6 separate regions of the Mus musculus genome follow, and all the other regions are linked to region 6. The links are chromatin loops, found by intact Hi-C in ENCODE. Cell type or tissue: left cerebral cortex. All regions are shown on one strand.

Region 1 (5,000 bases), 69 kb before region 6:
AGACCGTTAGCCTCCAGAAGCTACACGTGTGTGAACGGATGGGTGCATGCACACATACACGATACACGCACATGAGTAGTACACATAGAAACATACATAAAACGGACAAAAATTGCTACAAAATTGCATAATAAGAAAACATAAAATGCAGCTTTCCGCCTAGCAGTAATAACTTCTGCTGTTACAGTGTTTGTAGATTATGAAGAACCATATAGTTTTGTTTTTACCTAACTCTAATGTCAGCACTATTACCTTCCTGGCTCCAAATTCAGTGCTCTGTTTATATTGAAAAGTCTTGAAAGTCTCTCAATTGTCACAGGTGACTCTAAACAAAAACTTTGGAGTAAAATTTAAGTAAACAATAGTAAAAAAAAATAATAAGGTTTTATTGCAGGACCCCACCCCTCACCCACACACATTTATGAGTTAGCATAATGCAACCATATAACCAATTCAAGATACATTTTCAAATGTTTCTTTTTAAAATTGGCCTTGAATTTCTTTTTTCTTATAGGCAGTTTTCTCTGGGGGAAAAAAAAAGCCAAGCAATAAAGGTGGTGGCCAAGGTGCCTTCCTTTTGTCGACTCTTTAAAAATTACTCAAAATCGATCACTGTATTCAGATACCCGAATCACAGACAATGCCAAATGACCGCTAGCCATCTTATTATATAATTCAACAACTACTGGAGGTAATTTTTACGGGGGAACATTGATTTAACTGACAGTTTAATTAATTGCTTATTTGCCACGGGATATCTACTAAAACCTTTTACTAAAACTGCCGTATCCTTTGTATTCTAACCACTCCCCTGCCACTGCTGCCACCTCCCCATCACACACACACACACACACACACACACACACACACACACACCCTCACCTACACCCAGTGCCAGATCAGTTTCCCGGCCTGTATTCGTAAAACCATATTAAAATTTCACAACACATGGTCACAGTTACTAGGTTTTCTCCACCCTCCCCCTACACTGAATCAATGTCTTCACATATACATTTCCCCCTTGAAATCCACAATTCGGAAAGCCATTGAGAGTGTGCAAACATCTAACATAAAATTCAAATGTCTGTTCTTGGCTGATACTCGGTTCTTTTTTTTAAAGCCATAGTACCCCACCCACTGCATCCAAGGGGTTAGAGGTCCAATCTCGCCACCACAGAGCTCTGCAAGAAAGGGCGGTTATAGCTGCAGGGAAACAGCCGCGATGGAAGAAGATAAGGCGAGCCCATTTCACGCCCCGGCGGCGTGCGGTGCCCGGCTCCAGCCCTGGGAGGGAAACCTTTGTTCGCCTCTGCCATCAAACTGGTAGCTCATCAGAACTGGGGCAACAAGAGTTTGTGCGCATCGGCTCTCGGCAGAGGTTAAACAAAGCCATGCAGCCTGGGGACCCGGCTGAGCGTGTCCGCGTCTCAGCTCCTGGTTAGCGAGGTCCCGCTCTGCGCTGGGGACCCGGGAACCGGACAAGGCGCGGGAAGGAGCGCGGGGCTGAGCGAGTCCCACGCTCTCGGCAAGTTCCCGGGGTGCAGTCCGCTCGCAGGTTCCTCCCAGGGACCCACGAATGAGCACGCCCCGCACAGATCCAGAAGAGAGGGGCTGCGCCGCGCATGGGGTCGTCGCCCCAAAGACCTCCGCCGGCCGTGCTAGCCCACGCCCGGGGCAAGGTAGGAGTCTCGCTCGGGCCCCGCCAGAGAGAGAAGCCACCCGCTGCCCATTGTCTGTTCTCCTCCGTCGCCGGAGGAGAGCTCACCTGCGGTTTCGCAGGGCGCCGCCGTGGAGAGAGGGATTGGCGAGAGCCGCGCGCCCCGGGAACGTCCCAGCCCGCCGAGCCTCCGCAGCAGCAGCAGCCCCAGCAGCGCGGCCGGCTCTCAAGCGCCCGCGGCCTCCATTGCTCTCCCCGCCGCCACCACCGCGCGGCACTGCGCGCCCAGCCCCGCGCGCCGTGGTCACATGCTCCGCCCGCGCTTGCCTTGGCCGCTCGGACCCTCGCCCGCCCCGCCCGGACACCGCCGCGCTGCCCGCCGAGCTCCGTTGGTGCATGCCGGACACTTTGCACCCGGGCTGACTCGAAAGCAGGAGTTAGCCCAGGACACCGTGTGGGACTTACCAGTGCCCTCTCCACCGCTGCAGGAATGGCCAGATCTAAGGCTGAAGGCGAGGGTCGAGGCGCACCTTGCAAGGGGCAAGAATCCAAGACTGTCAGTCACCACCTTCTCTGGAAGTAGTCCGGGTCCCGGGTACCAGCATAAAACAGTAACTCGAGTGACCTGGACCATAAAGAGGTTTCACCCTGCATGGTCCAAGCTATCAGAATGGATCTGGGACTCCTGAGTCGCACAAATGGAAAGATGTCCCTCCAGAGATATAAAAAGCTAGCGATTGTATTGCTGAGTTCCAGTGCATTTGAACACAGTGACATCGGTCATTATTGTCCTCACTCATAATGAAATTAAATATTGACTTCGATATCTTAGAAAGATTATCTTGTCCTTTTGTGGGTTAGTCAGAAGCAATGAGACTTAGCTCCATACTTCCTGTCATGGCTATTTCAATAGAAGCGTTGGAACTCAAGTCTACCGGGCCTTTTGATGCTGCAAATACAAAGATACCAAAATCTAGGCGTCTTATTTATTACTAAAGCAAAAATCTTCTGTGACAAAAGACGCAGAAAACCAACTGTAACATATACTCTATAACGAATCAAAGGTCCCAGTGTCCAAAACAGGACCACTAATTTCAATGCTGATGGCAAGCGTGATTCAGAACTGATACGGGATAGTTCCAGTGCATAGCGGATTAGTTAACTGGGCTTTTCTGGATAACTTGTTGTTGTTGTTGTTGTTTTGGGTTTTTGTTGGTTTTGTTTTGTTTTGTTTTGTTTTGTTTTGTTTTGTTTTTCCAGACAGGATTTCTCTGTGTAGCCCTGGCTGCCCTGAAACTCATTCTGTAGACCAGGCTGGCCTCGAACTTACAGAGATACATATGCCTCTGCCTCTCAAATGCTGGGATTAGTGTATTGTTTCATTGATCATTGCTTACATATATCCTAAACTATTCCTCAAAATAAGAATAATAATGAGTTTTAGAGAATTAAGTTAAAGGTTCCTTTAACTTTGGTTTAGTAGCAATAGAAATTTTTAGAAGCTCAAAATGAAATCTGGGCAGAGTATACAACAGGGATCTTTTTCTTGGCACACTATACTCTTGACTCTGTGCCAACTGCACAAGAATCACTCTATAGTAATTCAAATTCACATAGTGTGGGTTCTACTGACTTTTCATTTTGTAAGACAAATATGGCAACTTATACGCCATTAAATCATCTAGAGAGTTGATGCTCATATTAGAATATTCTAGTGCCAGACTTTATGCATCATACCTCAAATCGGAAGCTAATAGGAAACTTTGATTATCTTTTGAGCTATTTGCCTTGGCTTTTGACTATCACATCGTATCGATAACAGCTCAGTCCACCGGATAGTCAGCATGGAGCTATTAAGTTTACCCTAGAATAACGGAACTTTCAGACCAGATCCTGCCCATTGAGGGGGTGTGGCTGCAGACTAATGGAAGCTTTCAACGTGGCTCTATAGTAAGCTGTCCTGCTGGAAAGGTGACAGGTGACAGAATATCTTTCTTCCGACTTCTCAAGCGTACTGGTCCATAGTTCATACCAACAAAATATAGAAGGGCAACGGGATATATACAAAAGAATTATATAAGAATAAACTCAAAATACATGTTAAGCATAAAGGTAAGACCTAAATCGATCAGAGTCTTAGGGAAAAAAAAAACTTCACAGTGAAGGTATGGAAGGGAAAAGCTATATTCAAGCTAGCTATATAGGGATATAATGACATTTTTTTTTTTGCAATAGAAGGAATGAAGTGCTAATTAACACATACATGAGCCTTGTATGTATTAGGGCTGAACCTTGAGAACATTACAGTAAGAGAAAGAAACCAGACATAAAAGACCACATAAGGCAAGATCTCCTTATACCGAGTATGCAGATAGGCGAGTCTCCTGAAACAGCCACAGGTCACGTGAGGAAGGTGAGCTGAGAGAAAACAGGGCATGGATATTTGGAATGATGAGGACGTTTATGTAATTGTGGAATTTGTTCCACAACTATGGGTCTACTGAGATACCGTTGAATCACACACTATAATGGTGAATTATATGGTTTGTCAGTCACTGATCAATAAAGTTCTTAAAGATATTTTAAAATCTTTTTGTGTGTATTTGTATGTGTTCATGTGTGCACATATAAGTGCGGGTTCACATGCATGTATGCACCTGTGTATGTGGAGGTACCAAGGGTAGACATTGGGTATCTTCCTCAATCTTTCTCCACGTTATATTTTGAGACAGTCTCTCACTGAACCTGGGGTTGATCAGCTCAACTAGACTGTGTGGCTGCAAGCTCCAGGGGTCAAGCTCCTTCTCTGTCCACCCAGAGCTGGAGTTACAGGCATGGGCCATCATCGGCACTGTTGTGAGATTCCACGGATCCCAACCTAGGTCCCCATGCTTGCATGATAAGTGGTTTCCTAACCGAGCCATCGCTGTAGATCTCCAGATAAAGCTGTTTTCGAAGAAGACAGCGTTAAGATGTATCATTGATATCTGATTATAGGGATTTCAGGGTAAAATATACCACGTGATAAAAATTGCAAACAGAAGCACATAGCAGGGCTGGGGAGATGGCTCAACGGTTAAGGCACTGGCTGCCCTTCCAGAGTCCTTCCAGAGGTCCTGAGTTCAATTCCCAGCAATCACATGGTGGCTCACAGCCCTCTGTAATAGGATCCAATTTCCTCTCCTGGCATGCAGGTGTACATGCAGATAGAGCACTCATATACGTAAAATAAATAAATAAGTCTGAAAAAGGTACATAGCAATATTGAAAGTCTATGTACCTGACAACAGAACATTTGGTTTAAGGCAAAGCCCAAAATAAAAAGAAAAGTTATGTAAATCTA
Region 2 (5,000 bases), 360 kb before region 6:
CCCAAACTACCCAGAGATAGTTTTCTTCTCATCAGAAATCCCAATTTTTGGTAATATTAACTATACTGCTGTGAATGATTTGTTATGAAGCTTTCTTGTTTAAAACCATAAAAAGGGCATCTTGTAAAAACTAAATACACTGGGGCTGGAGAGATGGCTCAGCGGTTAAGAGCACTGACTACTCCTCCAGAGGTTCTGAGTTCAAATCCCAGCAACCACATGGTGGCTCACAACCATCTGTAATGAGATCTGATGCCCTCCTCTGGTGTGTCTGAAGACAGCTACAGTGTACTGATATATATATTAAATAAACCTTTAAAGAAAAAACAACCCGCCGAGCATGGTGGCTCACAGCTTTAATCCCAGCACTCAGGAGGCAGAGGCAAGTGGATTTCTGAGTTCAAGGCCAGCCTGGTCTATAAAGTGAGTTCCAGGACAGCCAGGGCTATACAGAGAAACCCTGTCTTGAAAACAAACAAACAAAACAAACAAACAACAACAACAACAAAAAACCCTAAATACACTATTCCAACCTACTTGCCTTTGGGTATCTAAGATTACAATTCTAATTAGCACTAAATAAATGTAATTTTTTTCCCTCAACTACGCTAAATTTGATTCTGGTTGACATTGGTGATAAATAACTTGTCTAATATTTCCACTATAGTTCAGTGAGGTAAAAGATGAATATAGCCATCTTCCTAACTTAATGTTTAGAAGAATTAACAAAGTTTAAAAAGCCCCTCATGGTCTAACTCCAGTTTTGAGCTGTAAATTTCCTTTCTGGAACTCTAACTTCCTTAATGTTTGTGTCCTCTTGAAAATCTCTATACTCAGCCTGACCCACTGTTGCCTTCTATCTAGTTCATTACTAACTCATTAGCTATGTAGATTTAACCCAAGAACCATTGGGCTGCTAAATACTAAAGAGCAACAGACACAAGATACTGATTTAATATGGGAGACACGAGTTTTAGTCAATACTTGATCCAAATTCAGTTCACAGCAGTTACACTGGGTGGCTCATGTGTACTCCTGCTTCAAGACAGGCCCTGGCTTCTGTGCATCTGTACTCAAGTGCACACAACCACGGATACAAAACCAACAAAGTAAAATAGAAGCCAGAGAGATTGCTCAGCAATTAAGAACACTCCGATGTTTTACAGTGCACCCAGGTCCAGTTCCCAGAATCTATAGGGTAGTTTACAGCCATTCAAAATTAAACTATAGATATGAACACCTTCTTCGGACCCTTGTCAGCACAGGGCCACATCAGATGTGGGGAAGAGGTTAGATTCTAAGATTTTTACTAGTTTAGAAGTACTGGCGCTGTGGATTGTCTCAGAAAAAGTCTGGCCCTAATTCCCAATTTTATGGAGCTGTACTACCTATAAACTTCAGGGTGGTTTTCATAGGTGGGAAAGAATGTTGGAGTGCCCACAGGATCTGCTTCCTTATTAATCTAGAAACTTGTGTTGTTCCAAGACAGTGTTTTGTTAGTGGATAAAGTAACTTTGCACTCTCCACACCCATATCCTAAGGGTGTTACTAGCCCACGCCCACAATCCCAAATTCCAGGGATTGCAAAGAAGCATCTGATCAAAAAATTTTGGACCTGTTTTCAAACACTTTAAACTACGAAACTTGCAGTAAAGGAGATTATTGGCATATTAACTTTACCAGAATAAACAAAAACCCTGATAGATTTTCTTGGTTGTTTATCTGCTTATTACAAGGTTTCTAGGCACTTGGTTAGTTTCTGGCCATTTCACCTTCAGAGTACTTTCCCACTCTGCTACTTTCCTTCCCGTCCCGGGGCCTTCTTTTGGCTATTTAAATAGGCTCTGGGTGCTTAAGAGTTTAACGCACGTCTTCCAGCGCCTGGACCATGTGTGCAGGCTCCGGGCCCCAGGCGCCGTCTTGGGGAACCCGATCAGGCACTTTGTCGGAAGGCCTGCATCCGACCTCGGGGCCGCACGTGTATGCGTCAAGCCTGCTAGCTCTCTGACGGAGGGCTGGGGGACCCTAGGGTCCGAAAGCAAGTTACTCACCTACGGCTGTCGCCATTATCCGAGGTGAACTAGAGGAGCAGACCGCGCGGGAAAAAAGGGCAGTGTTCTGGAAAACAAGGGCGACCACAGGATCAGAGGGCGGGAAAGGGAGGTGCAATATCAAGGACACGCCCTAGCCCCACAGCCCACCGGCGAACCCGAAGTACCGGGCTGGCTGTGCTTGGGGCTGGAGTCGTGTCCCCAGGCTTCCCGCCGCGCAGGCGCGCTGACGCGACCCCGCTTCCGGGCGGCCCCTCCCCGCAGGCAGCCAAAAAGTGGCGCGCATGCTGCAAGGCCCCCGCTGGCCGGAGAGGTTTCTGGGTTGGAGCGGACCAAGTCCTGACGGCCGGGGGACGGCGTGAGACCAGGGGGCACGAACGGCTCAGGTTTTCTGAGGGACCCACGCGATCAGCTGCGCCACTCTCATCACCTACTCCTTGGGCGCGGGAAAATAACGGAGCCTCCCACGTGCAGAGAAAGTAGCGATCCTGACCTCGGCCTCCTCCCCACCTCTTTGACTCCGTAGCCCCGCCCCTCTCTTTGCCCTAGCTGATTGGCGGAGAGCGGGAGGCAGAACTGGTCACGCCCCTTCTATGAAGCGCGCCGCCGCAGTAGCGAGAACCTAGCCCGCCCGGGAAGGAGGCAGTCAGTAGCGCGAGCCTCTTGAGGCGTTCGATAGCGGAGCGGACAGCTGGTTGGTGCTTGGACCACGCCGCGGCAGCAGGTCCCTCCACGTGCTTTCCGAGGCGCCATGGAGCTGGAGGAGTTGGGGATCCGCGAGGAATGTGGTGTGTTTGGGTGCATCGCTTCTGGAGACTGGCCCACGCAGCTAGATGTGCCGCATGTGATCACTCTGGGACTCGTGGGGCTACAGCACCGGTGAGCAACAGGATGGAGGGGTGGGGGTGGAATGGCAAGTATTTGCACAGTTCCACGAGCCGCTTCCCAGCTCTGTGCTACGGGGAACGCAAGACAATGAGGGTGGATCATGACTGGGAAGGGGGGATCAGGGCTAGGAGGGTGAATCTCGAGAATCAAGTCAAGTACCTACTCAGGATATTGACCAAGTGGGGGTGGGGTACACTTTGCCTGCATAGACTTTAACTTAGGCTGTCGCGTTGCTCCCGAGTGCTCTTTACAGGTTAGCTCCCAAGAATGTGCATCTCTCGTCGCGGGTTAGTTACTCTGGAGTTTGCTTTCACTAGCCAGGTTGGGAAGGGACCGTTCAGATCTCCTTGAAACTAGAACTGTTCTAGAGATAAGCTTCTGTAGGGTGGTGGTGCTGAAGGTCCTGCAACACTTGAAGGTTTTTCTATTTGTTGTTGTTTTGCACGGGGCCTCCTGCTTGCAAGAGCTTTGTTTGCAAGGGCAGAGCTACTGAGCAGATTTGTCAGCCTGAAAGCAGTTAGAGGTTTGGAGATCGTGAGTTTAAAAGTAGTTATAGCTATGAGAAATTGGGAGATGCCTTTGGGGCAAACAAAGAAAAAAAGACCTTTGCCTCCATAATTTGTTTCTTGACTTCACTGACAGTATTATGGAAATAATACAAACTAGGGTTTTGTCTCTCTTCAAAAACTATTCTATCACGGAGTTTTACAATACAGTAGCAACAATGTCTAGACCAGAGCTGGGCAGTAACCCTTTTTATCAATGTGGGTGCTACATGCATCACTAATGATTATTCTTACCAGACTTAGCCTAGAAGTTGTCCTTTTGCAGAGTCTTATTTGACATTCTACATACTCCGCATACATTTATTTAAAAAAAAGCATCTGGGGCCACCCTGTGGTGGCGCATGCCTTTAATCCCAGCAACTGGAAGGCAGGGGCAGGTGGATTTCTGAGTTCTGAGGCCAACCAGGTCTAAAGAGTGAGTTACAGGACAGCCCGGGCTATATATACAGAGAAACCCTGTCTTGAACCCCCCTCCCCCCAAAAAAATTGTTTTGAGAATGTGTGTATGTATATGGTGTAGGGGACTATGTTTTTTGTTGTTTTGTTTTGTTTTTTAAATTAGTTACAACTTGCTGGGTGCAGTGACTAGCTCAAAGCACTGGAGAGGTCTGCAGAGGCAAACTGATCTGGAGCTTTTGAGGCTACATAGCAAATCCTAGGCCTGCCATAGCTACAATGAGGCCCTGTCTCGATAAACAAACAAACTACAACTTATTCTTAGTGACTTGTCACTATGTTATTATGTTTCCTATACTTACTTTTTTTGTTTTGTTTGTTTTTTTGAGACAGTTTCTCTGTGACTGGCTGTCCTGGAACTGAGTTGGCCTTGAACTCAGAAATCCGCCTGCCTCTGCCTCCCCAGTGCTGGGATTAAAGGCGTGCGCCACCACTGACCAACCCTATACTTGCTTTTATATGAGAAAGCTATAAGATTAGATAAGGTAAGGACAATAAAGATAAGATGTGTTAGTGAATGGATTGTATTTTATAGTAGAGTTCATAATATCAGCCCTGGCAAACATAGCAAGACTAGTCTACCAAAAGAGATTGACTTTATTAGGATAACTTAACTAAACCAAGCAAGCCTTTGGTAGGAGACTAGTGTTGAAAATATGACTGTGGGTTGTTTTGTTTTTTTCTTTTTCTCTTTTTGTTTGTTTGTTTCTTTTTTTGTTGTTGTTGTTTTTGTTTATTGAGACAGGGTTTCTCTGTGTAGCCCTAGCTTTCCTGGAACTCACTCTGTAGACCAGGCTGGCCTTGTGCTCAGAAATCCACCCGCCTCTGCCTCCCAAACTCTAGGATTAAAGCCGTGTGCCACCCCTGCTGGGATTGTATTTTTCTTTTGAATAGCAGTGATAAGCTAGTTTCTTGGGAACAAACATGCTACCTAGCAACATAAGAATGCCATTAAGATTTGCTTAGATCTCAGTATAAATCCGGGCAATGCAACATTTTAAATTAGAGAGACTTCTTTATCTTTAGTAGAATTAGTTTT
Region 3 (5,000 bases), 260 kb before region 6:
CAAGCAAAGAACAGATGGTAGATGGGGTAAGGACGGGTGGTGTGGGTGGGGGCAGGGAGGGGGCAGTGCACAGACTCACTCTGGGAAACGGGCAGAGGGATGTTAAAAGATGACAGTGAAAGGATGAAAAGGAAGATAAGGAGATGTGACAGCAACAGCAAACGTGGAGCAAAGAAGAGGGTGGAGTGGATCCCAGGACAGTGGGTTCTGCAGCTGGGGACCCGGGGCACAGATGAGGGGAAGGGAGCGGGAAGGAGAGCACCGGCTGCTGCTGTGTTCGTAAACAATGCCGAGGCTAATGAGAATGGCAAGGTGCTCTTTAGTGTAAAGGCCAACTTGAAATTCCCCACGGGATACAGACTCGGGCTGGGGACCAGAGGGAGATGAACTTTGAGCAGCAGTGAAAGAGACTGGGAACAGGGCTGGTCTCTGTCCTGAGGTTTTTAGGTAAGAGCTGGTGGGCCAAGGTTGGGGCAGGGCTTGGAGCCCAGTACTCTACGTGGTTGGGCCTCTGGTGGTCAAGGACCCGTCTCTCACATCCTGCCACATGCCCTTCTCCAAATGCCTCCTTTAGGTGACTCAAAGGAGATTGGGTTACTGTGACATTCTGTAAGATGTATTGGCAACTAAGAGATCACTGCTCAAATCCATCTGGTAAGTTGAGGTGAGGTGTCATATGTGGATAAATTATTTTTACTGCCTTCAGTTGCTCAGGACATCGTCACGGAATGACCCACAGTAGAGGTGAGCAACGACTGAAAAATCCGGCTGTTATAAGCTGGCCCTGGAGTTTATCTCCCCTGCAAGCTCTGTCTGTGCACACATCGCAGCTATAGCGGGAGAGGAGAGTGGAAATCGTTCCGTGTGCTGCTAGTGGCTATGAATGGAGCTACTGTTGCAGCTGGAATGTGAGCAGAAATGAACTATATTTTGTCCATTTCATTTGGACCATTTTGTAGTATGGAATGCTCGAGAGTGACGCGGCAGGAACGCACATCCATATTTATGAGGCTGGATGCTGTGGTGTGGAAGTGCCAAGCACATTGTATCCTGCAGCTCTCTGCACTGCCAGTGTTTAGAATTGATCAGATTCTTTTCTTCTGCAGCCATTTCCCCACCTCCCAAACCATGCCTGTAAGCGCGAACCACAGAGGGGAAAAAAAGTGCTGTCCTTTTGAGCAAACTGCAGACCCTTCCATCTCAGAAGTGAATCCTTTTCTCAAAGAAAATAAAAAGAGCATACGGATTTAGATACTTGTTCTAGGAAGACTTGGCCAAGAATGGGTGTTTATTCTTTCTGCCCTTGACAGCTGTATTAGATGAAAAAAAAAAAAAAAGATCCTCAAATGTATGATTTTGGAATTCTCAAGTGAAATCAGTTCAGTGGGAGATATGAGGCTACTAAGAATGGGGGACCCCACCCCAGCCCCCACCTATGCCAAATAACCTGTGGTACAAATGACATAGCCATTTCCCGACTAAAGTGCAATACAATTGTATAAATCACCTGCAGGCTCAGAATGGGCTACCCCTAGTCTCATCAGCAGTGGGTACACACCTCTCAGCTGGGCCTGACCTTATCTGTGTTTCCAGGGTAACTATATAGGTAATGCCAAGGTCACTGCAGCACAAGTGCAAAGCTTGTACAGTCGCCCTGGGCAGCAGCGAGCAGTTGATTACATACAGACTTGAGACTTGAAGACCTGGAGGAGCCTTCAGGTTTGCCCATCACACGCACCCCTGTATTGCTCAAGTGGGGAAGGCGAGAGTCACCCAGATTAAAAAGTACTTGGCCCAAGGTCATATGACCACGCGGAGGCAGAGGCCTGACTCAGACTCTTCAGTTTTTCTGTGCTCTCTCATCCATTCAAATGGTATCCATCCTACCGGCTGAGGACCAAATGGCTCAGGTACCAGGTCCTCAAAAAGGACACTACTGTTTTAGTCCCTGTAACTACGTGCTCTCTAAAATTTGCTCTCATGGCACATTTTCCTACCCAGAAAAACATGAGCTTGTTCTTTTAAGGAGGATCAGTGGTTCTCCACAGGAATGTTGCCCAGGATATAGTGATATTACTCAAGACAGGGCAGGTTCACTGTGCTGTATGCCATTTTTCCATCAGTGAAGCCAGGCTGCCTCCTGTCTGGGCTCCGGGACAGCCCCAGATGCTATGACACAAGCGGGCACTAGGGGGTGATCTCTCCAAGAGCAAATACCTTTCCACTCATGAGTTCTAAATGAACGTTGGTCAGATAGTTTCTTAAATAATATTTGTTGTTGCTGTTGTTGTTAAATGATATTCTAGAGAATTTCATTATAAGAGACTATTTAGATAACTGTGGCTAATCACCTAGCTAGGACGTTCACTGTCAAAGAGACATTATCCATCCCTTTCTTTTAAAACAAACAAACAAACAAAAAAACCATCAAAGACATACACAATGACAATTCCAGACATAAAACACACATGCCTCTGACACAGCTAAACTCTCATTCCATGCTGGAGTCTACGAGTATGCTTATCGCAGAGCATCACCATCCGCACACCGCTGTCATGGGAAATGCGAAGCACTCATGCAAGTGTATGAGGGCACTACGTTTGGGGGACTTACCAGGAACATACTGCTTAGTCGACTGAAAAAGAAAGCATAGTCTTTGGGGAGTGATTCAGTTAAGGCTTTAGGTCACTTAAAAAAAAAATCCCATTTGCTCTGACCATGGTCCCCACTCCCCCACCTTGAAGAGCAATGCCCTTAATATTTCCAAAGTCACCACCACAGAGATCAAAGGAGGCTCCTGAGTCCTGGGACAAAAGAAAAATTAGGCAGACCTCATGTGACTGGGGCTGCACACTAGTCATTTTGATCTGTTCACCCACCCCTCCTTCTTGTGTTAATCAAATTGTCACTTCAGGAAAGTTGATGGCTTTACATTTTATCAATTAATGAGGTCAGATTACTTAAAACCATAGGGTCGCCCAGGTAGGGGTGGCGCATGCCTTTAATCCAGGCACTTGGAAGGCAGAGGCAGGGGATTTCTGAGTTCAAGACCAGCCTGGTCTACAGAGTGAGTTCCAGGACAGCCAGGGCTACACAGAAAAACCCTGTATCAAAAAACCAAACTAAACCAAACCAAACCAAAACCAAAAAAAAAAAAAAAAAAAAAAAAAAAAAAAAACCAACCAAAAAAACCCCCAAAACCAAAAAACCATAGGTCATGTTAAAAGAAGTCAGTCACTCATATATTTTATTGGGTTTCTATTTTTTTCAATACTGCGCCATTACATGCACTGTACAACACTTAAAACCCACTTTTTAAAGTGGCAGTGGTATGTGGTAAATGTTACAGAGCAGGTATCACTGAAGGCAACAGGCCAGTATCCACCCTTCAAAGAATTTCTTGACGCCCTATAAAAATACAGTATTTCATGGGCTGAATTCTGCACAACATTCTCTTTAGTAAAGGGGCGTGAGAGGCCAGGGGCTCCGAACCTAGCGGTAATCAAAAGCCTGCAAGAGGGAAATGGGGTAATGCTTCCCTGACTACTACTGTCCTCTCTCTTCAACCTGTGTGAAAAGTGACAGCTTGCTTCTTCCAGTCTCAAAGTCCAAGACCACAGCCAGCAGGAACAAAAAGAAGGAATCCGGGCTCTAAGTGTTGGCACTACAAGCCAGACTGGGCTGGCTGTGCCAGCAGAGACCTGGTCTCTGTCAGTGGTGACTGCAGGCATAAAGATCTAGGCAAGCTTGGGTGTGGCTCCAGGGTGTTGGCTCCTTCCTGGTTTTGCATACATCACCTTGCACTGAGTGTATGATGGCAGGTCATAAAATACACAGCTTGTGCCCAGCAGAAACAAGTACAGGTGGAGAGGATGGAAGTTACTGTTGCGTGGGATGCTCCTTTGTATCACTCAGTTCTCATTGTTTCTTTATTTTGCTTTTTTTTTTTCCCTTCTCAGACATTCACTATTGTAGACACAGTCAGCTGAGACAGGGTAACTCAGAGCCCCTCTGTTCAAAGTCTCCAGCAGGGTTCTCAGCCTTCCTAATGCGGTGATTCCCATAATACAGTTCCTCTCTCTGGTTATGGTGTTGCCCAGCCAAAAATAAAAAAAAAAATTATTTTTGTTGCTACTTCAAAACTGCAATTTTGCTACTGTTATGAATTGCAATGTAAATATCTGATATGCAATCCTGTGAAAAGGTCCTTCAACCCCCAAAAGGGGTTGAGAACCACTGGTTTAGGTCATCTCTAGGCACCCACACCTCAGAGAAGTTGCTTGCCCTGGCATTGATTTCTGGTGAGGGAAATGTTTTTTTAACCACGTTTGGTATAGCACTGCTTTACCACGTTTTCACTGTTAGGGAGTCACCAGCTAAGTCAATGTTAGTTGAGGACACCGCCCACATTGCAGGGAGAAAGGGGTTGTATGGTCCCTTCTAGACAAGGTGGCCGGGGGGGCTGCATTTACAGACACACCAGAGGCTCGCCTCTCCCCACCTCATGCTGGAGACTCACACGATGGAAGTGAGCAAGGATAGCAGCTGCTCAGCTAACTTAATGGTTAGGAACGCTTTCCTCACACACAAGCCTCGTAGCTTCTCTTAGGGACTTGTTCTCATGTCCAGTCAAACAGGAAGCAACAATTGGAGGAGAGGAGAGAGGACAAGCCAGGGGTGGGGTGGCAGTATAGCAGTGCTAAGCATGCCTCTTTAACGGGGAACTGAGTGAAGTCTAAGAAATCAAAGCTTTCTCTCCTGAAGTGACCCTTGACCCTCCCACTCCATCACTCAAGGACCAGCCAGGGACTCTTCCACTTCCCTCCCCAGAGGATGGGGGTGGGCTGGGCTCCTCTGGCTCTGATCCTCCAGTCTCAAGCTGCCTTACCTGAAGAGTTTTGACTTTGCCCAGGATGTTGTCCTGTGACATTGCTTGAACTGTCTGCTCACTTTCTGCTCCCCCATCAGGGATAAAAATACTGTCATGGGAGAACGCCCGT
Region 4 (5,000 bases), 59 kb after region 6:
GATCACTAATTGAGAAAATGCCTTACAGCTGGATCTCACGGAGGCATTTCCCCAACTGAAGCTCCTTTCTCTGTGATAACTCCAGCCTGTGTCAAGATGACACCCAAACCCAGCCAGTACAATGCCCCTTAATATGTCCTAGGGCCCGGATGTGACATTAAAGCTCTACTCCATCTTACGCTATGGAAACTGTCTCTGGGCTTTGTTCACTGTTTCCCTTTTTCTCAAATTCTTGTCACTGCAAATTCCAACTTGCCCTCAAGGATTCTGATAACACACTGCCTCTTCTTTGAAGCCTTCTCTCCTAGAAAAACTCCTCTTCTGTCCCCATCTTACCTCTGCTGACTACAGCTCTTCCAACCTGTGTTTTATAGCTAGCGCCGTCTAGCCTCTACTACTCCGAAAAGTAGTTCTCTGTTGGCAAGAACCTTATCTTATCCATCTTTATATTCCTAGCATTTGCCGAGAGGCACACAGTGCACACTCAGTAAACATTTTAGGGAATACTGTCCCACTCAATAACAGACCAGGGATCGCTCCCTCAGAGTTACCTCTTTCCAACTTTCGCATCTGTAAGAGAATACCCAGATTCAAACTCTACTGTAATTGATTGCTTCCTCCATGCCAACGTGAAATCTGTGAGCATATCCTGTAACTTCTTCATCTACATATCCTATCCCTCTCCCCCACAACTTGCTGCCAACACAGCCACCAAGACTTACTGCCTTTAAGTAATAGCACCCGTTATCTCTTTCTTTTTTCTTTAGGCTTCTACAAGTTCCCTGAAAAACTAGTAAATAACTTTAAAGCAGTTCTCATTCTACCACACACCTGGTCAACAGCAACCCAGCTTTCTCAAGACATGCCTTGCACTCAGAACACTCTGTTCTTTCTTTGCTTAAGCACTTTCCCATGCAGGGCATACCACTATCTTTTCCTTATTCAAACCTACATTTCTCCATTTGTATTTAGTTGACTCAATGAAAGTCTCAATCCACACGGCTCTTTTCATGTAAATGTATAGAGCCCTTACTGTATTTACGAGGCAAATGCTTGCTATCTAATGGGGACATGAGTGTCATCTCCTAGATCTCCACAGCCATCTCTTGAGTAGTAGGAGGAGGAGGGGTGCTCTATCACAGGTTTGTGTGTTGGGTACTCACTAACAAGCTCTTGGCGTAACCTGCTTGATTGCAATAGTAAAAGCTGGCCAAAAGAACCATTAGCAATGGCCAATATTCACCATAGTACATGGTAAACGGTAAAAACAGCAGAGGGCTGGTCATAACTCATGAAGGAATTAGACATAAGCATTGCTACTATATTGCTATATTATATTGCTAATATAAATATTGCTATTCACTAAGTGCCAGGCAGCACTCTGGGGTATAATGGAGAATCTTTAAGACATGAACGGGTTGACGTAGCATTGTGATAGTCAGTCTTCTTTGGATCTAGAGATGAATTCTCCAGTGTTTATACTGAACTTTACATTATGCCAGTATTATTAATAGTGGCCTTCACAACTATTTCCCAGGTCTAAAAACCACGCCCATATTCTGGGTTCTCTTTAGATCTTCGCCTTCTAAAACCTCAAGGCTGCCCGTTACAGAGGCAGCTAACCTCGGTTCATTGTGTACATACATACTTCCTTCAGCTTAATAGGGCCATCGTTACACTGTGTGTCCATGCTAGTGCCTTAGTGGGTTGGGCCCATGTACTGCAGTGACATCTCAACTCGGAGACATGTCATCCAGAAAAAAAAACTGTTCAGAGGCTGGGCAATGCACTTAGAAGATTTATAAGGACATGTTATATTGATTCGGACCAGCAGAAGCCCAGGTCACGTCTTTCTCTTCCAGGCCACGCTAGTAGGACAAAAATGAAATCTGTCCCGGATGGGCGGAACTGTGGACAGAGACTTGGCTGCCTCCCGGCTCCGCCTTTTCCCAGAGCCCCGGACAGCACCGGCTAAGGAAGGACGCAGCCCGGGTTCTGCAGCCCCGAAGTGGAGCAGGGTGGGTGGGCCGGGTCACTGGGGAGTGGCCGACCCGGCGCGGATGCAACACTGCCTCCACTTAGGCTACCACCTCCAAGACCGCAGGTCCCCGGCCGGAAGCTTACCGCGAGGCCAGCCGGCCGGCCGAGGTTGGTGCTCCAAGACGGACTCAGGAAGGGCGCCGGCAGCAATAGCAGCTTTGAAGCACTTTTCATTGAACAGGGAAAAGCAGCGGCCAGAACCCGCCACTTCCCGTATCCGGTCACGTGTCTCTCTGCACCGGAAGTTGACCCTGTGGAGCCGGAAATGGAGACAGTAGAGGAAAAACAGATTGGCCAATGGACTTGGAGGAGGCGGAACAGCGCTTTGATGGATGGGGCAGAGGCGGACTGTGGGCGTGGAAAAGACAGGGGCGGGGCTTGCAAGCACATAGGCCAGTGATTCTCAACCTGCGGGTCAAACGACCCCTTCCTTCATAGTGGTCATATAGCAGATATCCAATATATCAGATATTTGCATTACAATTGATAACAGTAGCAAAATTACAGTTTTAAAGTAGAAATTAAATAATTTAATAGTTGGGACCCACTGCAACATGAGGAAAGGTATTAAAAGGTTGCAGCATTAGGAATGTTGAGAACTGTTAGCATAGGCTGATTTGAGGAGTTGATAATGGTGATGTTTCCTTTTTGTAGACGTACCCATTCTAATATTTGTAGCAACTCATTTGAGAGCGCATTAAATGTTCTCTCCTGTGCATATGTAAAACCCTGCTAACTAGATTCTTGGAAGAACTTTAGTGAGTTAAGTCAGATTCTCTGGGATAGATGTCACTAGTACCCTTAAGTTCTGGACACTTAATTCCCATAAACAGCTTTGGTCATTTACCCACTTCATACTCTACCCTGACTGCACAGACCTTCTTCTTGGGTGTTTTTTTAGAAACTTCACCCATGCCACCTCACATCAGATACTGAAATAGAATCTTTGTTTTAAAGGTGATGCTTGCTTGTTTCAGTGTGAGAAACATAAATGATGCCGAGAGTTCGAGCTATAAGACAAGTGATTCATTTAGGCCGCATCCCTGGCAGGGATTGAGTGCTGCAAATTTTGATTTCCAGGTTAAAAAATAAAAATTAAAAAAAGCCATTCAATTTTTTTATACTGAAGGAGTTCGCAATGAGGTAGGACTAGAAAAGGTGATTGCGAAGTTAGGATAACATACTCTACCAGGATGGTTTTCTTTCTTCTTTTTTTCTTTGCTGTTTTTTTTCCATTTATTTATTTACTTTGCATGTGGATCTTAGCCTACCCCTCCTTCCAATTCTCACCCTCCTTCCCAGCCTCTCCCTCATTCTCTGCTTCCCTTCTCTTCTGAGAAGGGGTGGGGTGGAGACCTTCTTGGATACCAACCCACCCTGTGACATCAAGTCACTGCAGGACTAGGCACATAGGATGAATTTTTTGTTGTTGTTGTTGTTTTGTTTTTCGAGACAGGGTTTCTCTGTGTAGCCCTGGCTGTCCTGGAGCTCACTTTGTAGACCAAGCTGGCCTCGAACTCAGAAATCCACCTGCCTCTTCCTCCCAAGTGCTGGGATTAAAGGTGTGCACCACCACCGCTCGGCATGAATTTCTTAAGAATATGACAGATGAGCTGTGCACAGTATTTGCACCGTTTATCTTAAGATAAAATTTTGGGAGACCTAGGAGAAATAATGAATAGGGACATGTTTGTTGCTACAATGATCAGCTTCTAGTCGGGGTTACTTGAGATGACTCTCACAGGATCTAGTTCTATATATTTGGATAGACTTCCCTGGTGTTTCCTCCTGAGCTCCAGAATGTTTGCCTTGGACATCTTAGCTGACAATTCCATTTGGGTGTTTTTGTTGTCATTTGGTCTTCCATTTTGTTCTTCCCCCCAACCCCCTGTACCTATGTTACAGCTCTCCTCACAGTTGAGAAGTGAGTGGTATTCCAGAAGGCTAGACTCTTCTGAACTCCTGAACTCCAGATTTTTGTATCCACTTCTCTGCCTCTGATATTTCTGTTTGGATAACTGAACAGCAATAATAATAATGATTATATAATATTTATATTAAATTATATTATATCTATACTCATCTGCTCATGCCCTCAGTTGGGTTTTAAATCTCTACACACATCACTTCAAAATGATGCCCAGACATGATGGCGATGGGCTAAACCTCTCAACCTGTAAGCAAGTTCCAGCTAAATGTCTTCCTTTATGAGAGTTGCTGTGGTCACGGTGTCTCTTCCCAGCAATGGGACACTGAGTGATCCAGGAGTGTCCGTGGATTCTGTAGTTCTGCCTTCAGCCTGAGGGTGCTGAGAAAGGATTTGTAGATTGGAGTAATGATGATTGGTGATGCTATAGTGTTGATGATTGTGGATATTGGCTGAATTAATGAGAGATAAAAACATCTTACTTCAGGCCACTTCTTCCTTTATATAAAATTGAATAATAAAGTGTGTTGATACAAGCTCTGCTGAAAGGAAAGATTCCCTGGGTATACTGAGTATTCCTAAGAGCTATCCCCAAGTGAGAGTGACATGCACTAGGAATTCAATGTTACTGACCAGTTAGTGTGATGTGTCAACCTATCTATGAGGCAGATCAAATCCTTCATTATGTATTTGGTAGACATAAAGAACTCCTATGTGGCTAGGGAAGTGAGTTGCAGAAGAGATACCAAAATGATGTCTTGAAAGTAAATGATGGGGGGGGAGTCTGAACTATCCATTCTTGAAATTATGTGTGTTTCCTGAACCTGGTCGACTTTTCTATTCCATTTTCATACTTCAACAGGTTGTTTCTAAAACTGCACCGGGGAACTGGTGGAACTAATAATATATCCACCTCATGAGAGATGACCCTTGTTTTCCCAGTAGAGAATTGTTCCCTGCTTCAGAAAGCATGTCTTGCAGAGCAGTGAGGACCTGTGTGACAACTCTTACTGTGGTTTTCTGGAGATTTCAC
Region 5 (5,000 bases), 270 kb before region 6:
ATGTACCTTGCCTGATGTGATTTGCAACCCCTTGTATTCTCTGTACTATAAAAAATCTGATGCTCGACCTGAAAAATACATTCAGATTCAACACAACCTCTCCTGTGTGCATCTGTCTGTCAATTCATCCGACGCTTTGCCCACCTGCCCCAGAGACCTGTTCCACGCAGACACAGGGATCCAGAGGGTCTGCGGCAATACAGTAGACATTAAGAGGACAGATAATGTTAAAAAGTCACACCTCATAAATGTTACCATAGCGAAACTAGAAGAGTCTACGCTGTTACCCAGCATACTGTTGGTACTGGTGTAAACTGGTAAAAATCAAGGACAAGATTTTTTTTTTTTTTTTTTTTTTGGTTTCTTTTTTCAAGACATGGTTTCTCTGTGCCGCCCTGGCTGTCCTAGAACTTAGTTTGTATACCAGGCTGGTCTTGAACTCAGAGATCCACCAGTCTCTGCCTCCTGTGTGCCACCAGCTCCCGGCAAGGGCAAAGTTCTTGTCAAGAGAATGAATCTGCATGTTGGGTACATTAAGCATCCTAAGATTAGAGATGGCTTCCTGAAATGGATGAAGTGGAGAAGAAAGGTGCTAAAGAGAAAGGTACCTGGATTCAACTGGAGTGCCAGCCTGCCACAGCCCAAGAAGCACACTTTGTCAGAACTAAAGAATGGCCTTGGGCTGCTGGAGCCCATACTTATGAATGCGTGGCTGACTGGCTGACCAGGTAAGAACAACAACAACAACAACCTGCTAAAAAGTAAAAATAAAACCGGGAAAGACTTGTTGAGACCCTGCTATGCCATACCTAAGTTACTCCATATCATTACTGTAGTTGCTCTCAGTCTGTGGCTTGCCCTAGGTGACTCCATTTTGAGTGCAAATGCAGAGGTAAGATAGTCCTGCATCCTACGCACACATTTAGACATCCCTGGTTCAGCACTACCCAAGAGGCAGACAGATACACTTTTTCCTAAAAGCAAAACGAACCGCCTGGAAATCGATCAACCAGTAGATTAGGAACATATGGGCATTGTTAAAATCAGCTTAGAAAAGACTAAGCCTGAGGATTTATAGAACGGATCACATGGAAGAAGGACCCAGCCTGCTCACCTGTCCCCCATAAAGATGCCGAAGCCCTCCCATGGCTCTGTGATTCTTCACCTACAGCTGTTTCTGCAGCTGGACTCAGCTCTAAGATCTGAGGCTTCGTTAACTGAAACCCTGCTCCCTTGGCAGTAGTCCTGTGTGTGTGTGTGTGTGTGTGTGTGTGTGTGTGTGTGTAGTAGTAGTAGTAGTTCATGAAGGCCAGAAAAGGGTGATGGATCTCCTGGAACTGGAGTTACAAAGAGGTGTGAGGTGCCATGCTGAGAATCCAACCATGGTCCTCTATAAGAGCAACAAGTTCTCTGAACTACAGAGCCATCTCTTTGGCCCCTCCTACTGGCTTTCTTCTTGTTTTCTTATCTGGTTACTCTGTATCTCTGTGTTGGCTCTCTGCCTCCAGTAAGTCCTCTCAGGATTCCGGGAACACTGTTGAGAGTTAACATTTTATAGGTACTCCATAGCACAGGTGCATGCACACATGTGCATGTATTTACTTTATGACGTGTAATCTGCGATATGAGATTTAACATCAGTAATTAGGATTGGAATAAGAGATCTTGGTTTGCCAATGGCCAACCCAAGGAAAGTAGAGACAACTTGGCAATGGCTAGCACCAAAACTGATGTCTCTTGTGACTTTATTGTTATTTGATCAGTTCTGACACTGCAGAAATGTAACCACATCCACCTATGGTTTCTGGCAATAGCACACTCGAGCACAAACGCGGCACAGCGGGACTTGAGGGGCTTTCATGAAGGTAAGTAAACAAACTAACACTTCCCAAGGAAGCAGAAACCACCCCACACCTAAACACTTCAAAGGAGAAATTTCCTGGCCACCATCCAAACTTTGTCTCTGGGAAGATTAGGTGAGCATTCTTAAAAGGCACGAAAGCCAATTTAGCTGCTTCAAATGTTCAATATGAAGAAAGAGGCAGCCGGCTCTGACGTTTCTGTATGGAAAGTCTGCAGTATGCGGAAAGGGATGTTAAGTTGCATTTAACCTAGCACAGCAGAGCTTGGAACTCTACCTTCCTGCCTCTACTACCCAGACTGAAGGGCAGACACTGGTCAAGGAAATTCTACTTTTGATCATCTCTACAGACTGGCTAACAATATCTGCGTTTAACTGGGACCACATTCCAATTCAAATAATGTATAAAATGTAAAGGGACTGATTTGGGGGCAAACCTGTTCCTAACTGAGGTGTTCCCAGAACCAGTTTCCCGTGGGCTCCCTCTCAATTCCCTCCCCATCGAATGAAGCCACATCCAACCCCCAGCCACACACCTTTTCTACCTGTTTCAGGAATTAGCGAAGGTCTCTCTTGCTGGCCCGCTGGCAGAGGTGGGGAAGCAGGCTTCTTTTCTGGCACATCTTTCTCATCCCTCTTCTGCCCCTTCAGCTCCTCGGGCAGTGATGGTGAGGGTGGCTGGTTATCACTGCTCTCCTTGGCAGTCTCACTGGGCTCGGAGTCGAGCTTCCCAGCTCGCCTAGCAAGAAGCTCCACTAAGTGGGGTCTGCTCAGTTTGGAGAGTGGGGATGAAGGTGGGGTCTGGCTGGCAGGCTTGGGAGCCAGGGCCGGCTTCTGCATGGATGGCATTTTGCTTACTGCCCTGTCTTGCTCTGGAGCTGGGGTCTGGCCACTGGCCGGTGGTAGACCAGACTGGGCCACAGCAACATAGTGACCGCTAGAATGGCTTTCAGCAGAGTCCTTCCGAGGGGATAGGGCTGGCTTTCTCTCCTGGGGAAGGGATGGGCCATGCTTGAGGAACGTGGCTTCAGGCTCGCTCTCTCCAGAGACACTCCCAGTTGCGGGGGTGGCCCCACCCACACTGTCTCCTGTGCTGCTGTGCCTCTTTTTCTTCTTCTGTTCGGCCTGTTGGTCACAGTGGAAGCGCAAGGAATAGTTGGTCCTTCTCAATTTTATTCCAAAGGGCGAGGCCTTTTCCTCGCCTCCTGGCATCGCAGGGTCTGGGTTTCCCACGTCACTCGTGGTCTCGCTGTCCAAAGTGGTCGTGGACTCCGTGCGGGACGCAGCTTTCTGCGGAGAAGGCAGGCCTGGAACGAGGAAAGATGGAAGGTCTTTGGCAAATTTGCATCCGTCTGTGGTGTCTGGTGGCTCCTGGCTTACCTCTTGCTGAGCCGCTGCATGAGGCTGGGGTGCTGTTTCTTCGCTGGGTGCTAGCCCCGGCTTTTTCCTTCCGCTCTCCCCGTCCAGGCTTTGTCTGAAGGTCTCTGCGCCGCTGTCCGAAAACTTTTGCCAGGCAGGCATGATGGAGAACTTGGCGTTGACTGGCGGCGTCCTGCGCACGTTCCCTCGGGAATCGCACCGCGCTCGAGGCACTGGCTCGTCCCCGGCTCTGGCCGGCTCTCTGTCGCCACGTTGGTCGCCCTCCGAGTTCTTCAGGATTCTGGATCGAATGGAAGCCCACTCGGCTAGCGCGGCCGCATTGCTTGGTGACTCTGGGGCAGGCCTGGACTTCCCACTGCCGGCCCTGGACTCCACAGTGGGGACGTCCATAGGGCGCTTTTCTTCTGACAGCCCCAGGAGGGACTTACATGCTGTGTCCTTGATCTGGCTCAAGTTGACCGCCGGGCCGCAGAGCTGCGCTCCGGTGACCAAAATGGCCGTGTGTGGGATGCTCAGCGCTGATGGCAGGGCGTGTGAGGCGGCACCGCGGGGCGCGGGCGGTTCCTGGGCCGCTGGGGCCAAGCTCGCGTCCTTAGCGGGTGTTACCGGGCTCAGGTTGACTTTGGGGAAGAGAATCTGCCTACTCCCAGAGGAAACCTGGAATGTGTAGGGCCGGGGCATGGTCTGCCGCTCGTCCACCTCCTGCCACCGGAGCTCCTCCACCTTCCGGTCTATGTCTGCCGCAGTAGCTTCATTCTCCTCCGGGGCCGGTGTTCCTTCCATCTGTCTCTCCTGCGGCTGGGGACTGTCTGTCTGAGCGGTTTCTTTCCCTTCCCCGTCCACACCACCGCAGTGCGCGTCCAAGTCTCCGCTCTGCTCGGCCGGCTCGCCCTCTCCTCTAGGCTCCTCCGCGATCTCTCTCTGCCCTGCGGATTCCAGGTCTTCTCGTTCCCGTTCCCCTGGCTTCTCAAGGTCCCGCTGCAGTGGGCTTCGCTGGTCAGCATCGTCCGTTAGCCAAGGCTGGCTCTCTCCTTCTGGACTCTGCGGACCTTCCTCCACCAGCGGCTCTGGTGTCTCCTTTCCTTTCAGCTCTTCTATGCGCTTGGCCTCCTCCTCCTCCTCTTGCAGCATCCCCTTGGCGTCCTCCTCCTGAGCGCGCTGCCTCTCCGCCTCGCGCTGCCTTAGTTCCTCCTCTTGGCTTTCAGCATCGCGCTGCCTCAGTTTCTCCTGCCTCTCAGCCTCCTCCCGTTGCCTCAGTTCCTCCTCCTGCCTCTCGGCCTCGCGCTGCCTCAGTTTCTCCGCCTGCCTCTCGGCCTCGCGTTGTCTTGCTTCCTCCTCCTGCCTCTCGGCCTCGCGCTGCCTCAGTTTCTCCGCCTGCCTCTCGGCCTCGCATTGTCTCGCTTCCTCCTCTTGCCTCTCGGCCTCGCGCTGCTTCTGTTCCTCCTCTTGCCTCTCAGCCTCGCGCTGCCTCAGTTTCTCCGCCTGCCTCTCGGCCTCTTCCTGCTCACGCCTGCGCTCTTCTGCCTCCAGGCGGGCGGGATCGTCGGCTCCCCCCAGCTCTTGCTCTGTACAGCGCTGTTCCTCCGGACCAGACTGGTGCCCTTCCTCTGGAGGTACCTTCCCTGCCCGTGGCTGCAGGCCCACCTCTTCGCCCTCCTCCCCCTCCTCCTTCACCTCTTCTTCCTCCTCCCCCTCCTCCTCCTCTTCCAGCAGCTCCTGTCTGAGGCTCTCCTCCCAAAGCCTCCTCTCCAGCGCCTGC
Region 6 (5,000 bases):
CTGATAACACCATAATTCTATTCCTACAGCTTTACAAAAGAAAACGGACAGGAATATGCACAGGGAGACTCCAGCAGCTTCACCTGTAACTGTACAGAGCTGGAAAGGGGATGAACAAGCTATCCTACGCGGGCTAGAAACAGTTTCACGGGCCTCTGGAGAGTCTCTGGAAAGGATAGATCTTTTTTCCCAAAGTGATAGAGGACTGCCTGGGGTAAGTTACCCAGGCACAGACATTCATGGAAAGTGCTTAAAGGCACACTGAAGGTGCATTTCACCGTGTAAATTTCACTCCCATATTGGTTCTTTTCATTATTTTGAAATATACCATCCTGACTGGTCTAGAACTCATATTATTGGCCAGACAGCCCCATCTTTTTCTTCTGCCTGTGCCTTTGAGTGCTAGGACTACAGATGTGTACCACCAGGCCCAATCTTACTTCCTTTTTTTTTTTTTTTTAAGTAACACACATGTAAGTAGCTCAGTATACATTTTTATGCTTGTCTATTTCTATGCTTGTTTGTTTACCGTATCCAGGGTTAAGCACTGAGCCTATGACATGGTAGGAGAGCACTCTTTACTGGGCAATACCTCCAGCTGTTATACTTGTCTTCTCAAACACCTATGATTATTTATTATCTCTACCAATCTGCCCTAAAATTGAGTTATGCAGAGACCATTTCTAACCTTTGCCAAAAAATTGTAGTCATAGAACTCATGTTTCTAAATCAAATAAAAATTATGTCCTTCACCACTAGTAAAAATTATAAGTGCACATAAATGAATACATGCAAAACCTGATGCTCCAAACACCCATTGTGGGATCGAGTACCAATGTCACCGTTCCTATTTAAAGCATAAAGCCAAGAAGGCTGTCCCAAGAAAATAGCTTCCCCAACCACAGGGCTACTTCTAAATTAGTGTTTCTTCTTGGTTATCCCCGTTAACAAATCTAGGATCTTCTTTTAGAGGCTTCCCCTAGGGCTTTCTAGGTCCCTCCACAAAAGGACTTGATTGATGCCGGAGGTGTTTTACAGAAACTCCTGTGCTCACAAGAAAAACATCTGACAAGATAAATTAGCGGGGCAAACTCCAAGAACTATGCCCCCTCCTTGACAGCTGCCAACTCCGGGTACCAGGAAACCATCTTTCTCCATCCTTCATGAAGGCAGAATGAGAATACGAATCAAAAGACCATGGGCCATAATAAGTAAAGTCCTCCAGGCTGGGGGGTGATATGTACATATTAGGGTTTCCCCTATATTCCAGATCACAAGCTTTAAATCAAAACAGCCGAAAAGGGTAGGTTCCGCAGTTACAACTAGCTGTCCACTAAACCCTGGGGCGTTGTTGTCTCAAAGCGGGCACCTCTTACTTTCTCAGAAATATGCAACCTGCGGATACAGTAGCGTTTAAAAAAACCAACACCAGAGTGCGGGCACCGCAAAGGGCACGGGCCGGAGCGGCCAAGCAGTCCTTCCCCGGCTCAGGCCGGAGGGTGGAACGGCAGTTCTCCTCGGGTCGGCCCCGGGCCGCACGGACGGACGGACGGACCGACGGACTGTGGGACGGTCCCCGCGCCGCCCTCCCGCACTTCCTCCCGGCAGCGCCCGGGCTCCCGCCCTCGCTCGGGGGTGGGGGTGGGGACCGCCCCGGAGGCCCCGCGACCCGGCCCAGCCCCCGCGGCCTCCCCCGGGTGCGCCTCACCGCCGCTCCGTCCCGAGGTACATCGCCCTCCGGACCCGCTGTCCCCGCTGGCTCGTCCTGCTGCGGCCAATGGCTCCGGCACGAGCGCGGTTTGAAAATGGCGCGGAGAGAGACGGTCGCGGCCCACAAGGAGGGAGCGCCGCCGTTGCCCCGGTAACGGACCGGAGCGGCCCACAGTGGCGGCGCGCGCGCCGGCCGCCCGGAGATGGCGGCTTTCGGCCCTCGGTGCCCGGAAACGTAACGGCCGGCCGATGCCGGGGCTACGGCGCCCCCTGGCGGGGAGCCCGAACCTCTGCGGTGCCCGAGGACCTTGCCAACTGGCCGCTGGCGGTAACCATCAGCTAACCCCCAATGACCTTTCACAGGTGAATTTCTGCTGATCGCCCTGTCTTCCCCCTGGATGTCACTGTCCTTGCAGCTTCTCCTGGCTACCACTTGATAACAGTTATTGCCCCGTACCCATGTAAACCCCCAGAATAGAATCCGACCATCAAAACCTACTTGTTTACGTTTCTCCCTGCTGCTTCCAATTGTGGGCTCCTTGAATCAGATATTCTTTTATTCAACTGTATTTCTCTAGCATCTGTCACAGTATTTGTAAATGTTAAATTGAAATGAATTGCTTACAATAGCTTGCTCATGGTTACAAAGATCATGGTCAAATCCCCAGAGTCCACCACTCTCCTAAAAACTTTCTAGATGGTTAAGAGTTGAGTTTTTGTTTGTGCGTGTTTTGTTTTCTTTTGTTGTTTGTTTCTGCTTATATTCCTTACCAAGCCGGCCTTTCCTCTGACTATGTACTTTGTCCACTGCTCAGCACGGAACTGTATGTTGGGATGTGAATTGCTCTGTGCCGATTCATTCTTTGTTTTCACGTCTCAGTCTCCATTTTGTGTGCTTTGTCCGTTTTTAATTGGAAGTTTTAAGGAGCTAATGAATCCTGTAGAGATTTTTATACCATCTTGCACATATACAAGTAAGCATATGTTTATGTAAAGACAAATATCTTTTTTAAAAAAAGTCATAAATATCAGAAATTGGCTGTGCATAGCCATCTAGTGAAGATAGATAACATTGGTGGCCCCCCTTACCCCAAACACACACCAACTAAATGTTAGAACAAAACTCAGTGAAGAAATACAACGGGGTACATGGGATTGAAAGCTACAGTTAGCCTTTGTTCCAAGTGGCATTGATAACCCAGAGTCAGGGTCACTGCTGACCTCCGAGGCCTAAGGTCAGGGATCCTGGCACACAAAACTTGAAAGATGAGAATGCAGAATGCTGCTGCTTCCCACCCAAGTCCTAGCGCTTTAAGCAAATTGCATGGCTGTGGAGGCATGGAGGAAAACAGATGCCCTCACCACAGAAAGTGAGCTTTGTAGACTTAATATCAGCACCAACAGGAGTTCCTGAAACACTTAGAATGAGGTTTGCCTAGAGGCTGGTGGGGTCCTGATTGTAAGGAGGAAGAAAGCCAGATGTAAAGGTAAAAGAGTTGCTTTCACTGAAAACTGATGCTGTAGTTTAGATCTGAAATGTGGTGGTCTGAAGGAGATTGGCCCCTATAGCCTCATATACTTGAATAGCATGACCCCTAGTTGGTGGAACTGTCTGGGAAGGATTAGGAGGTGTGACCTTGTTGGGAAAAGTGTGTCACTGGGGATGTGATGGCTAACATTATATTGATGGCTCACTTTAAAACTGCTTGAGAGAAGCAGAAACCAAAAATGGACTTCCAATGGGTTAGATTTTAAAATTGCCTGGTTTTGCACAACTTTAACAAAACTACTGTTTCTGCTTCGTAAACAAAAGCTTGTTTTACATGAGATGACTTTGTGCTCTTTGCCTGTGTAAGTCCCCCACTGAGGTGGCTGGGGGCTGTGCTGCACTCAGGAGTTCCCAATCTGGGTGTTGAACTGGTGTCTGTATATGAAAGTAGCTTCTTTGTTAAAACTTACTAATGGTCAGACTGGCGAATCTCCGAACCACCTCAGACCTATAACAGAGGCAGGTTTTGAGGTTTCAAAACCCATGCCATTCCCAGTTAGCTCTATCTTTTTGGAGCTTGTAGATCAAGATGTGAGCTCTCGCCAGGTGGTAGTGGCACATACCTTTAATCCCAGCATTCGGGAGGCAGAGGCTGGCAGATTTCTGAGCTCGAGGCCAGCCTGGTCTACAAAGTGAGTTCCAGGACAGCCAGGGCTACACAGAGAAACCCTGTCTTGAAAACAACAACAACAACAACAAAAAAAAGCTCTCAGCTGCTAATCCAGTACCACCCCTGCCTGACTGCCTGCCTGCTGAAACACTCCCTGACATGATGGGTATTGTCTTAGTTAGGGTTTTACTGCTATGAACAGAGACCATGACCAAGGCAACTCTTATAAGGACAACATTTAATTGGAGCTGGCTTATAGTTTTAGAAGTTCTGTCCATTATCATCAAGGTGGGAACATCAAGGTGGGAACATGGCAGCATCCAGACAGGCATGGTACAGGAGTTGCTGAGTGGTCTACATCTTCATCTGAAGACTGCTAGCAGAATACTGGCTTCCAGGCAGTTAGGGTGAGGGTCTTAAAGCCCACACCCACAGTGACACACCTACTCCAACAAGGCCACACTTCCTAATAGTGCCACTCCCAAGGCCAAGCATATACAAACCATCACAGTTATGGACCCTAACTCTCTCAAGTTGTCTTGGTCCAAGTTGTCTTGGTCGTGGTGTCTTAGTACAGCAACAGAAAGGTAACTAAGCCAAATGTCCTCCAAAGGCCTGTGGGCTATGGCCTGGTCTTCAGCATGGCACTGCTGGGAGGCAGCAGATCCTTTAAGAAGTAGTTTAGTGGAAGGAAACTAGGCCTGCCATGATTGTTCTGCTTGGTCACAGGTCCAAAAGCAACAGAGCCAACCAACCATAGATGGAAGCCAGAAGCAACCTCCCCCCACACACACCCAAAGTGTTTTTGCCGTTTTAATCTGATAATTTAAAGTACTTTGTCACAGTGATGGAAAGTTAATGCCATGAGCTTGCAGGTGAAAAGAATGTAGTGGATATATTTTAAATGAGGAGATCAGGCTTTCTCAGGCTCACCACCTCTAACACCTGGACAGACAATCCTTTTTGAGAGGAGTTGTCCTGAGTATTGTGGAATGTTTAGCACCCTTCCTGGCAGCTTCCACCTCAGATGGTTGCTATAGTCACAGTGCCTTCAGGACTTTCCAAATGTCCTTTGAGGTAAAACCTGTAACTTCAGGCTTTCCCGCCCACACTCCAGTTCCCAAAATTATA

What was found. Peaks named below come from ENCODE experiments on the same cell type or tissue, not always from the same donor. Only the 100,000 strongest peaks of a DNase experiment are listed, where the experiment ranks them.
Region 1: it touches region 6 in a loop (7-fold over the local background); 4 of 42 quality-filtered maps call a loop at or near these places.
Region 2: it touches region 6 in a loop (7-fold over the local background); 5 of 42 quality-filtered maps call a loop at or near these places.
Region 3: it touches region 6 in a loop (5-fold over the local background); 29 of 42 quality-filtered maps call a loop at or near these places.
Region 4: it touches region 6 in a loop (4-fold over the local background); 5 of 42 quality-filtered maps call a loop at or near these places.
Region 5: a loop joins it to region 6, with 5 times the contacts of the local background. A loop is called at or near these places in 25 of 42 quality-filtered maps.

The regions. Positions count from the first base shown.
Region 1 is chr5:76,654,619-76,659,618 of GRCm38, reverse strand. It overlaps a transcript of Cracd not described here. Among named protein-coding and RNA genes, the nearest start is that of Cep135, 68 kb to the right of the region's middle. In left cerebral cortex, a CTCF peak has its summit at 1,918; DNase peaks (open chromatin) are centred at 969, 1,234, 1,929 and 3,216; H3K4me3 peaks cover 2,260 bases; H3K27ac peaks cover 1,303 bases.
Region 2 is chr5:76,948,887-76,953,886 of GRCm38, reverse strand. It overlaps Ppat (phosphoribosyl pyrophosphate amidotransferase), which reads left to right and starts at 2,309. Exons shown (of 11, transcript NM_172146.2): 1 at 2,309-2,930. The coding sequence starts at 2,803. It overlaps Paics (phosphoribosylaminoimidazole carboxylase, phosphoribosylaminoribosylaminoimidazole, succinocarboxamide synthetase), which reads right to left and starts at 2,585. Exons shown (of 9, transcript NM_025939.3): 1 at 2,052-2,585. The coding sequence starts at 2,067. It overlaps LOC115486295 (a long non-coding RNA gene), which reads left to right and starts at 2,937. Exons shown (of 2, transcript XR_003955939.1): 1 at 2,937-5,000. In left cerebral cortex, no CTCF peak of the experiment used is centred here; DNase peaks (open chromatin) are centred at 2,260 and 2,639; H3K4me3 peaks cover 3,095 bases; H3K27ac peaks cover 1,611 bases.
Region 3 is chr5:76,840,812-76,845,811 of GRCm38, reverse strand. It overlaps Cracd (capping protein inhibiting regulator of actin), which reads right to left. Exons shown (of 9, transcript NM_001163793.1): 2 at 4,889-5,000. Among named protein-coding and RNA genes, the nearest start is that of Cracd, 2.7 kb to the right of the region's middle. In left cerebral cortex, a CTCF peak has its summit at 2,181 (motif pointing right); DNase peaks (open chromatin) are centred at 974 and 2,170.
Region 4 is chr5:76,526,587-76,531,586 of GRCm38, reverse strand. Exoc1 (exocyst complex component 1) reads right to left here and starts at 2,276. Exons shown (of 19, transcript NM_001289770.1): 1 at 2,125-2,276. In left cerebral cortex, no CTCF peak of the experiment used is centred here; a DNase peak (open chromatin) is centred at 2,316; H3K4me3 peaks cover 1,497 bases; H3K27ac peaks cover 592 bases.
Region 5 is chr5:76,856,552-76,861,551 of GRCm38, reverse strand. It overlaps Cracd (capping protein inhibiting regulator of actin), which reads right to left. Exons shown (of 9, transcript NM_001163793.1): 6 at 2,407-5,000. Among named protein-coding and RNA genes, the nearest start is that of Cracd, 18 kb to the right of the region's middle. In left cerebral cortex, no CTCF peak of the experiment used is centred here; a DNase peak (open chromatin) is centred at 2,988; H3K4me3 peaks cover 1,013 bases.
Region 6 is chr5:76,585,633-76,590,632 of GRCm38, reverse strand. Cep135 (centrosomal protein 135) reads right to left here and starts at 1,934. Exons shown (of 26, transcript NM_199032.3): 1 at 1,709-1,934. In left cerebral cortex, a CTCF peak has its summit at 1,989 (motif pointing left); DNase peaks (open chromatin) are centred at 1,163, 1,591 and 1,895; H3K4me3 peaks cover 1,853 bases; H3K27ac peaks cover 1,147 bases.